3 separate regions of the Homo sapiens genome follow, and all the other regions are linked to region 1. A link is a contact called in ENCODE Hi-C or POLR2A ChIA-PET data. All regions are on one chromosome and are shown on one strand. The core of a region is the stretch at or near the end of the contact, and the rest is flanking DNA. Distances in the headings are between cores, read along the strand shown. Region 1 overlaps TULP4 (TUB like protein 4). Region 2 has its middle 68 kb from the start of TULP4. Region 3 has its middle 41 kb from the start of TULP4.

Region 1 (2,842 bases), core at 86-2,585:
CGTGCTACACCCGGAGTGACACTGTACAGGAGCCATACAGGAGCTATAAGAAGTGCTGCTTCTTGGCCAACAGGCACATTGTGCTGGCATGAAATCTGTTAATTTGTGTTATTTATAGTTACTCTAGCCTCACTTTTTTTTTTTCCTTGTTTGTTTGTTTGGTTTTTTTTTTTGGAGGCATAAAAGGGAAGGGGGGAAGGCTTCAACTGTCTTATTTTACCAACATCAGAAGACTTAACTCTGACCCTTAGCCCAGATGGGCCCTACATTCACCAAGTCCCCCAAGGCCAGAGTCAAGGGCAGATGCCCTTCAGAGTTACAAAGGATATGAATAAGTGAATGGGCAAGAGCAGAACAGACAGAAAGCCAGTCCACAGGGACAGGCCCACAGAAAAGTCTGTCAAAGAAGCCGTCTAAAATTCGTACCAAGGCCTATTCAACTGGGAAGAGAAGATAAATTCTGGGAGTTTTAAATTTTTTTAATTTACCAGCTTCAGTTGTGTGATGGTTAATATTCAATGTCAACTTGATTGGACTGAAGGATATAAACTATTGTTCCTGGGTGTGTCTGTGAGGGTGCTGCCAAAGGAGATTAACATTTGAGTCAGTGGACTCGGAGAGGCAGACCCACCCTCAATCCGGGTGGGCACCATCTAATCAACTGCCATCGTGACCAGAATAAAAAGCAGGCAGAAGAACGTGGAGAGATTAGACTGGCTTAGCCTCCAAGCCTCCATCTTTCTCCCGTGCTGGACGCTTCCTGCCCTCAAACATCATACTCCAAGTTCTTCAGCTTTGGGACTCAGACTGGCTTCCTTGCTCCTTAGCTTGCAGATGGCCTACTGTGAGACCCCACCTTGTGATCGTGTGAGTTAATACTCCTTAATAAACTCTCCTTTAACATACATCTGTCCTATTAATTCTGTCCCTCTAGAGTACCCTAATACAAGATGACATTAGTTTCCTTTGAGAATATAACCAGGAAGGTACACAGCAGTAATTGGCAAAGAACGATTTTTTTTTCCTTTCAAAAGGGGGTGTTTCTCCCAAATTCCATCAGTAGAGACCACTGTAAACGAAGTGGACACCCATTTCTTTTCTAGGTAAGAGGAAGAGGGGAGGGTGGCTGGCATAGAAAGTCACATAAACAACAAATTAGGGGCAGAATCTTCCTATGAAGGCTATCTTAATGTATTACACATTCCTCCTTATTCAATATAAAAGAACATGTAGTGAAGGGAAGCATGCATGTAATGTACATGGCTGACCACTGCCCAGGAGAAAGCTGAAACGGCTTAGATTGGCACATGCTGCCCGGTGTGGCCCAGCCTGTCTCTAATCTCAGCCCTCCAGCCCCACCCACCACCAGCTGCTGGTCTTCTCACACCCTCTACAAATACCCTGGGCAGACAGCACTTGTCTCCTGTTCTTTAGTCAGGAAACCTCGTTACCTATCAAGACTCAAATCAAATGTTACTGCTTTTGAAATGGGTTCTCTGATATCATCAAAACAAGCATTTTCTGCTAAGTTATCACACTAGAGTTTTCCATGATTTGTACATTACTGCCTTACAAGCATGTCTCTGGCCCTCAAGTAAGAGCTCTTTGAGTGCAGAACCGTTTCTCATATGTCTTTTTATACCAATGCTAAATAGATGTGGGATGTAACCAGCCTATAGAGGATACTTGTTTTACTGCAAGAACTAACAAATTCATTTATTATTAATATCTCTGTTATGCACAGTGACACTGAGAAATACTTCACCCTCAAGGGCTAACTGCCCCAAACAAGGCATAAATCCATATGAGTCGGTAAGTTTTCCCAAATGAAGCAATTCAATTAAATAAAGTGCTAAGTAAATATACCACAAGGACTGATGGGTTTGTTTAAATAAATAAAATACCTCAGTAGGGTGAGAATAGAGTATTCTGAGCATAATATCACCAAGTACACTTAAAATTTACACACAGAATCACTTTTCTCTAAGAATAGTTCACAGAGCTGTTTCATTATCTTAACAAAGTCTGTAAATCTCAGAGGTTCTCAGGTCCAAGGACTCTCTCCCTCCTTCCACTTGCACCCCTGCATGGTTTTGCAGAGAACATTCTGAGAAACCGATCTTGAGAAGCATGAAAAGTCCTGAAAGGTTGAAAGGTCTTCTCTGGATTAGTAACATTAAAAACAACTAATGTGTGTGCTGCTTTAAAATGTTCAGAGTCCCACTTCTGTTCTGAGTTAACCCACAGAGCACTCCTATGTGTCAGGGCAGACACAACCACAATCCTTTGCTCACAGAAGAGGACACTGGGTCCAGAAGAATGAGCGTCACACCCAACCTCACCTCCTTACTAAGTATGTAATGAAGACTCCAAGCCTGATGGATCTTCAGTCATCTATGCTTTCTCAATACGACACGTAACTAAGGTCCTAAATTTTACAAAGAAAAAAAATTAAGAGGTGAGAGGGCGAAGTCAGCAGCAAAGATGAAAGTGAAAATTCTCTGCCTGACAACAAACCAGAGTGACTGGAGAGGGCAAGCCTGGGCCAGCACTGGTGTAGGGACCTTGGGGCAATCCCTCAGGGAAGGCCAGGCCTCGGCATCAGAGGAACACTTCAAGTTTCAGGAGACGATTCCCTTTCTGGGTATAACATCAGAGCAAAGGTATAGCTTCACCAGCCAGTAAAAACAACAGCAGAAAGCACAGCTCTCTTCCTACTCATCTAATGGAATTGCTGGCCGCCGCAGGGCTGCTGGCTTACTATAGTCATTTTTATGTAGGATCTTAGACGTGCATCACAAGCCAATACTGACTCCTGGGAAAGAGAATCTTCTCAGGGTGG
Region 2 (2,842 bases), core at 185-2,684, 110 kb after region 1:
TCAATGTCTACATAGGCTATCTGAGAGGACATACCTCCCTTCATCTGCACCAGCACCGAGAATTACCATCATCCTTATCATTCCCTTTCCACACCAGGAGATGCCCAAATAATAAGATCAGCAAGAGAAGGAACAGCAGAAGTCATCATAACATGATACTTTATATTAAACTTTACCAAATCATTTCAAATCCATAAAGGACTAAATTGGGTCTAGGCCGGGTGCGGTGGCTCACACCTGTAACCCCAACACTTCGGGAGGGCAAGGCAGGAGGATCCCTTGAGCCCAGGAGTTCAAGACCAGCCTGGGCAACATAGTGAGGCTTCATCCCTAAAAAAAAAAAAAAAAAATTTAATTGACCAGGTGTGGTGATATGTGCCCGTAGTCCCAGCTACTCAGAAGGCTAAGGGAGGAGGATTGCTTGAACCTGGGAGGCCAGGCTGCAGTAAGCATGATCGCACCACTGCACTCCAGCCTGGGTGACAAAGTAAGACCCTGTCTCCAAAAAAATAAAAAAATTGTGTCTAAATTATATTGCCAACATAATCACTGAAAAATGCTGTCTTAAGTCTGCTCAGGCTGCGATAAAACCATAAACTGAGTGGCTTAAACAACAGAAATTTATTTTGTTTCTTTTATGTTTTTAGTTTTTTTATTATTATTTAAATAAAAAATAAATAAATAGAGACAAAGTCTCGCTATGTTGCCCAGGCTGGTCTCAAACTCCTGTGCTCAAGTGATCGTCTCACCTCAGCCTCCCAAAGTGCTAGGACTACAGGCATGAGCCACCATGCCCGGCCACAACAGAAATTTATTTCTCGAAGTTCTGGAGGCTAAAAGTCTAAGATCAAGGTACCAGCAAGGTAGGTTTCATTCTCAGGCTTTTTTTCCTCCCTTGTAGGCAGCTGCCATCCTGCTGTGTGCTCACATGGGGAGAAAAAAAGCAAGCCTCCTGGTGTCTCTTCTTCTAAGGACACTAAGCCCATATGAAGGCCCCACACTCATGACCTCATCTAACCTTAATTACCTCCTACAGACCCCACTTCCAAATACTATCACATTGGGACTTAGGGCTTCAACATATGAACGGGGGTAGGGGGACTCAAACACTCAGTCCACAACAAATGGTATCTACTTTAGCTCTGAATTCTATTTATTTAATGACTAGTAAAACTGAACATTTTGTTTATTGCACATTTAGGTTTTTTTTCTTTTAAAAATGGTCTGCTCTGATTTCATGTCTGAAACAGAAAGTATACAGGACGAACCTGAAACATCTCATCATATCGTAAAGCAAGGAAGCTATGAGATTACTAGAGACGTGTCAGAAGGACTCAGGTGCCAGCCTAAATAAGCCTACACTGCCCAAAGAGGGAGCAATTTGAGCATCGAAAGGACAGTAACTGCAATGGACTGAAACACACCACGTATGCTAAAATAGGCGTTCATAATGTTATGCGAAAAAATTTAAAACCCTCAACCATCACCACTGGAGGATGCTAGGGGACCAAATCATAACTTTGAAAACTGGTAAATCAAGGGAAATAATCAGACACTTTTCAAACCCTTCCTATACACTCTATACCTCAAGGTAACCAAATAATTGACAAAGGAGAATTTCTACACACACACACACACACACACACACACACACACACACACCTATTTCAGCTAATAACTAAATGACAGGATGTAACCATATTGTAATCCCTCCTGAACTCATAGACCAAGTTAACATTCAAGAATGGTTGCTAGTATCACAAAAAGAAAGAAAGAAGACTTCCTGATGAAAATAATCCTGCCCTCACAAAAAAATAAAATTGGATTCTTTTGATTTAGCCTCTACAATGAACTACCAATGTACAGGAAACACAAGAAATAAAATAACATATTTTACATTACAAGGATGCAAAGAATAAAATTCAGTTTCTTCAATAAAGAGTTGCAAAGAAAAAAAAAGATAGAGAACCTATAGGTTAAAAGAGACTTTAAACCATCCAACTGCAATGTATGGACCTTATTTGCATCTTAATTCAAACAATCATATATATATATATGATATGATATAAACACACACACACACACGTACACGCCCATACACACACATACATACACACAAATATATACTGCAGTCAAGGAGTATTGATTGGATATCTGATGATACTAAGAAAAAATTTTTAAGGTAAGATAATAGTATTGTAATTATTTTAAGGGGTCTTTTTCTTTTGGAGACATGTACTAAAATATTTACAGACAAAATTATATGACAGCTTGATTTGCTTTAAAATAATCCAAGTGGAGGGACGTGAGAGGTATTGCTCAAACAAAACTGGTAACGTTTTAAAATTGCCAAAGCTGGGCAAGATACAGTGCTTTATTACACCAGTCTCCACTGTTAGCAATGTTTTAAAATTTCCATGATAGGCCGGGTGCGGTGGCTCACGTCTGCAATCCCAGCACTTTGGGAGGCCGAGGCGGGCGGATCACGAAGTCAGGAGTTCGAGACCAGCCTAGCCAACATAGTGAAACCCTGTCTCTACTAAAAACAACAAAAAAATTAGCCGGGTGTTGTGGTGGGCACCTGTAATCCCAGCTACTTGGGAAGCTGGGGCAAGGAGAATCACTTGAACCCGGGAGGCGAAGGTTGCAGTGAGCCAAGATTGCGCCACTGCACTCCAGCCTGGGCGACAGTGAGCAGCAGGGTGGAGTTTCAGTGCCTGTGCTGTGTGGAGTGAAGTGAACCGGTACGGCCAGAACAGCAACTTCCTGTGTGCTCTCAAGCCTGTCAATAAGATACTGCAGATCCACAAAGATGATGTAACTGGCCTGCATTGTAAAGTGA
Region 3 (2,842 bases), core at 218-2,717, 88 kb after region 1:
AGAAGGGGAACTCAGGAGGCTGACAGCCTCACTTCAAATCTTGGGTCTGTCAATGACTACTTCCTGCATTAGAGCTATGCTACTTAACTACTCAAGGTCTCAGTTTCCCCAACTGTAAAATGGAGGTATGACAAAACCTATCTCAGGCAGCTGTGGAGGGATTTCAGTGAGTTAATTGTAAGCTCTCTAAAGGAACTTCCTGATAGTTTCCTCCTCCCTTGTGATTCTTTCTGTCTCCTCTGCTTGTTCCTCTGCCTTGGCTGGCCTGGGATGCTGAGGTTCCACAGCACTCACTGCCAGATCCTCTTCTTCAGCTCCAGCCTCTCCCTCATTCAGCTCACATTAAGCATAAAAAACAAATACGAGCTATTAATACCATTATCTTGTACTGAACAACAATTCTTGGCTAGTAATAAGATCATAGCCATTGGGGCAGGAAGGGAGGAAGAAAGAAAATATAAAAAGAATCTGATGATAAAAACATTGGTGACCACTGGTAATTCCCAACTGAAAAATTCCACCTCTTTATGCTTGAAATGCACCTGTTGCCACATCACATGGTCCTTGGCACCTTGAATTAAAACCTAGTGGATAAGGCTTTCTCCTCTACCTGTCACCTCCCCGAGGACAGTAGCCACATCTGACTTGGTGACAGTGTATGCTCAGCAACTGTGGAACCAATCCCTGGGTACTTAACCAGCCCCTTCCCCCTAAATTCACTCATACATTTCTAATTTAGAAATTAAACGTTCTAAATATTTTTCCGCAAATACTTTTAAACCCTCCACTGCACATGTGTCCCAGTGAGTCCTTTCAATGACTTACCCCATCCTTTGTCTCACCTGAAGCAAATTCTACAGATTTTCAAACGTAGCATTTCAATGTTTCCCCCAAAACAGATTTATTCTCAGTGCTTTCCAACTTTAAACTAAAACTTCTCAGAACATTTTATTTTTCTTTAGGAGGACAGTTACACCTGAATCAAAGCTACCGTTTCAAAATTTTTAATGTGGGGCCAGGCGTGGTGGCTCATGCCTGTAATCCCAGCACTTTGGGAATCCAAGGCAGGAGGATGGCTTGAACTCAGGAGTTTGAGACTAGCCTGGGGAACAGAGTGAGACCCCATCTCTACAAAAAATTTAAAAATTTGCCAAATGTGGTGACCCGCCTGTAGCCCCAGCTACTCAGAGGCTGAGGTGGGAGGATCGCCTGAGCCCAGGAGTTTGAGGCTGCAGCAAGTTATGATGGCACACTGCACTCCAGCCTGGGTGGCAGAGCAAGAACCTATCTCAAAAAAAAAAAAAAAATTCTAAAATGGATTAAAGAAACCCTATCTGAGCTACAAGAGACAAAGCCTGTGAGAGTTAGATGTCTCCTTGCCCTTCCTCCTCATCAACAAGTCATGACACAACTTGAGGAAGCTGGACCTATTTTGGTTAGGCACCCACTTAACTTGGCCTTTAAATGCTTTCTTCATTACCACATGAGAAGCAACAATTGAAAATGAAACAAAACTCAACAGAGCAGTGACTAACATAAAACTGCTTATATTAAATAAACTCAGTACAGCATCTTTTTTTTTTTTTTTTTTTTGAGACAGAGTCTCACTTTGTCACCCAGGCTGGAGTACAGTGGCGCGATCTCGGCTAACTGCAACCTCCACCTCCTGGGTTCAAGCCATTCTCCTGCCTCAGCCTCCCATGTATCTGGGATTATAGGCACCTGCCACCATGCCTGGGTAATTTTTGTATTTTTAATAGAGACAGGGTTTCACCATGTTGGCCAGGCTGGTCTTGACCTCCTGACCTCAGGTGATCAACCTGCCTCAGCCTCCCAAAGTGCTGGGATTACAGGCATGGGCCACTGTGCCCGGCCCTACAGCATCTATTCACACTAAGCTGCTTTATAAACTCTGAGGCAAAAATGAAGGCAGCCTTGAAAGTTGCCACATTTAAGCACAAGGAAGCCTGGAGTAAATCACCTCTAATTCAGGAGCAATTTCATCTGTGAAGGAAAAACTTCAGGAAGAAATTTTGAAAGCTTGAGAAAAGCTTAAAAGGAGGCAAGCATCACATCAACAGATGATGTGTGTTAATTTTAGCTGCAATAGTCTAAAGTGCAGTGTCAAACCAGGAAAGCAGCCAAGCAACACTCAGGCCAGAGACGCTAACTGAGTGCCCATCACCGGCCCCGGTACCAGAGACACTTAGTGAGTGCCCACCACAGGCCGAACAGGCCGGGTGCTGACAATGCAAAACTCATCGAAGTCCAGTCCCTAGCCCCGAGAAGCACCCTACACAGTGAGAGAAGATGGGCAAAATAAACCAACTTCAATACTACAAGGTAAATCCTGTAATCAAGAGCCAAAAAAGTGCTGTGGAGCAGAGTTGAGAGAATCTTGCTGGAATGACCGGTCCCTGGCAGGATAAAGCCAAGGTAGGGTCTTCAGATGATGATGCAAGAGCAAAACAAAGAAAGAGAGCTCCAAGTTGGACCAAGTAAGGACAATTTACTGACAAAAATATCTCAATAATGAAGACTTTATAATAATCCAAGAGAAAATTAAGCCAGAGTTCTTAAGATAAATAGAAGGCTATTAAAGATATATAGAAGATCTAATTATACTGCCTGGATAGGAAAGGGTCTTACTGCTACAGAGTAGAATTAACGTATATTTAATAGATATGAATGCTGTACATTTGACACTTACTATTTAACTTTAAAACAATTAGCCTTTTCAAAAACTCAGTGTTTTTGTTTTTTCCTAGATCTAGAAGCAATAAAATGGGCTTAAGGAACACGGAATAAAGGGAGCAACCCTGTGAAGACCACAAAGGCAGAA

Evidence for each region. Hi-C counts contacts between places; a loop is a spot of excess contacts on that map. ChIA-PET counts read pairs that join two places held with the same protein, here RNA polymerase II (POLR2A). Pooled maps may share reads with other maps.
Region 2: a loop to region 1 is called in a pooled map, with 3 times the contacts of the local background. The contact joins two enhancer-like sites. A Hi-C loop is called at or near these places in 2 of 168 maps with a recorded cell type or tissue (IMR-90 and K562), 1 of 37 single-sample maps with no recorded cell type and 10 of 50 pooled maps. POLR2A ChIA-PET finds 5 or more read pairs at or near these places in 4 of 52 experiments (B cell, HEK293T, MCF 10A and 1 more).
Region 3: a loop to region 1 is called in a pooled map, with 8 times the contacts of the local background. The contact joins two enhancer-like sites. A Hi-C loop is called at or near these places in 7 of 50 pooled maps. POLR2A ChIA-PET finds 5 or more read pairs at or near these places in 8 of 52 experiments (Panc1, RWPE1, T-cell and 3 more).

The regions. Positions count from the first base shown.
Region 1 is chr6:158,357,429-158,360,270 of GRCh38, reverse strand. The region is part of intron 1 of TULP4 (TUB like protein 4); the gene reads right to left. Among named protein-coding and RNA genes, the nearest start is that of SNORA116, 36 kb to the right of the region's middle. RefSeq lists an enhancer at 2,344-2,593. Within about 2 kb of position 1,335, at least 6 of the 41 ENCODE cell types and tissues checked have a DNase peak (open chromatin) inside an H3K27ac peak, as active enhancers do.
Region 2 is chr6:158,242,668-158,245,509 of GRCh38, reverse strand. It overlaps a transcript of TULP4 not described here and the pseudogene SRP72P2. Among named protein-coding and RNA genes, the nearest start is that of TULP4, 68 kb to the left of the region's middle. RefSeq lists an enhancer at 2,538-2,587. Within about 2 kb of position 1,434, at least 2 of the 41 ENCODE cell types and tissues checked have a DNase peak (open chromatin) inside an H3K27ac peak, as active enhancers do.
Region 3 is chr6:158,269,901-158,272,742 of GRCh38, reverse strand. It overlaps a transcript of TULP4 not described here. Among named protein-coding and RNA genes, the nearest start is that of TULP4, 41 kb to the left of the region's middle. Within about 2 kb of position 1,467, at least 4 of the 41 ENCODE cell types and tissues checked have a DNase peak (open chromatin) inside an H3K27ac peak, as active enhancers do.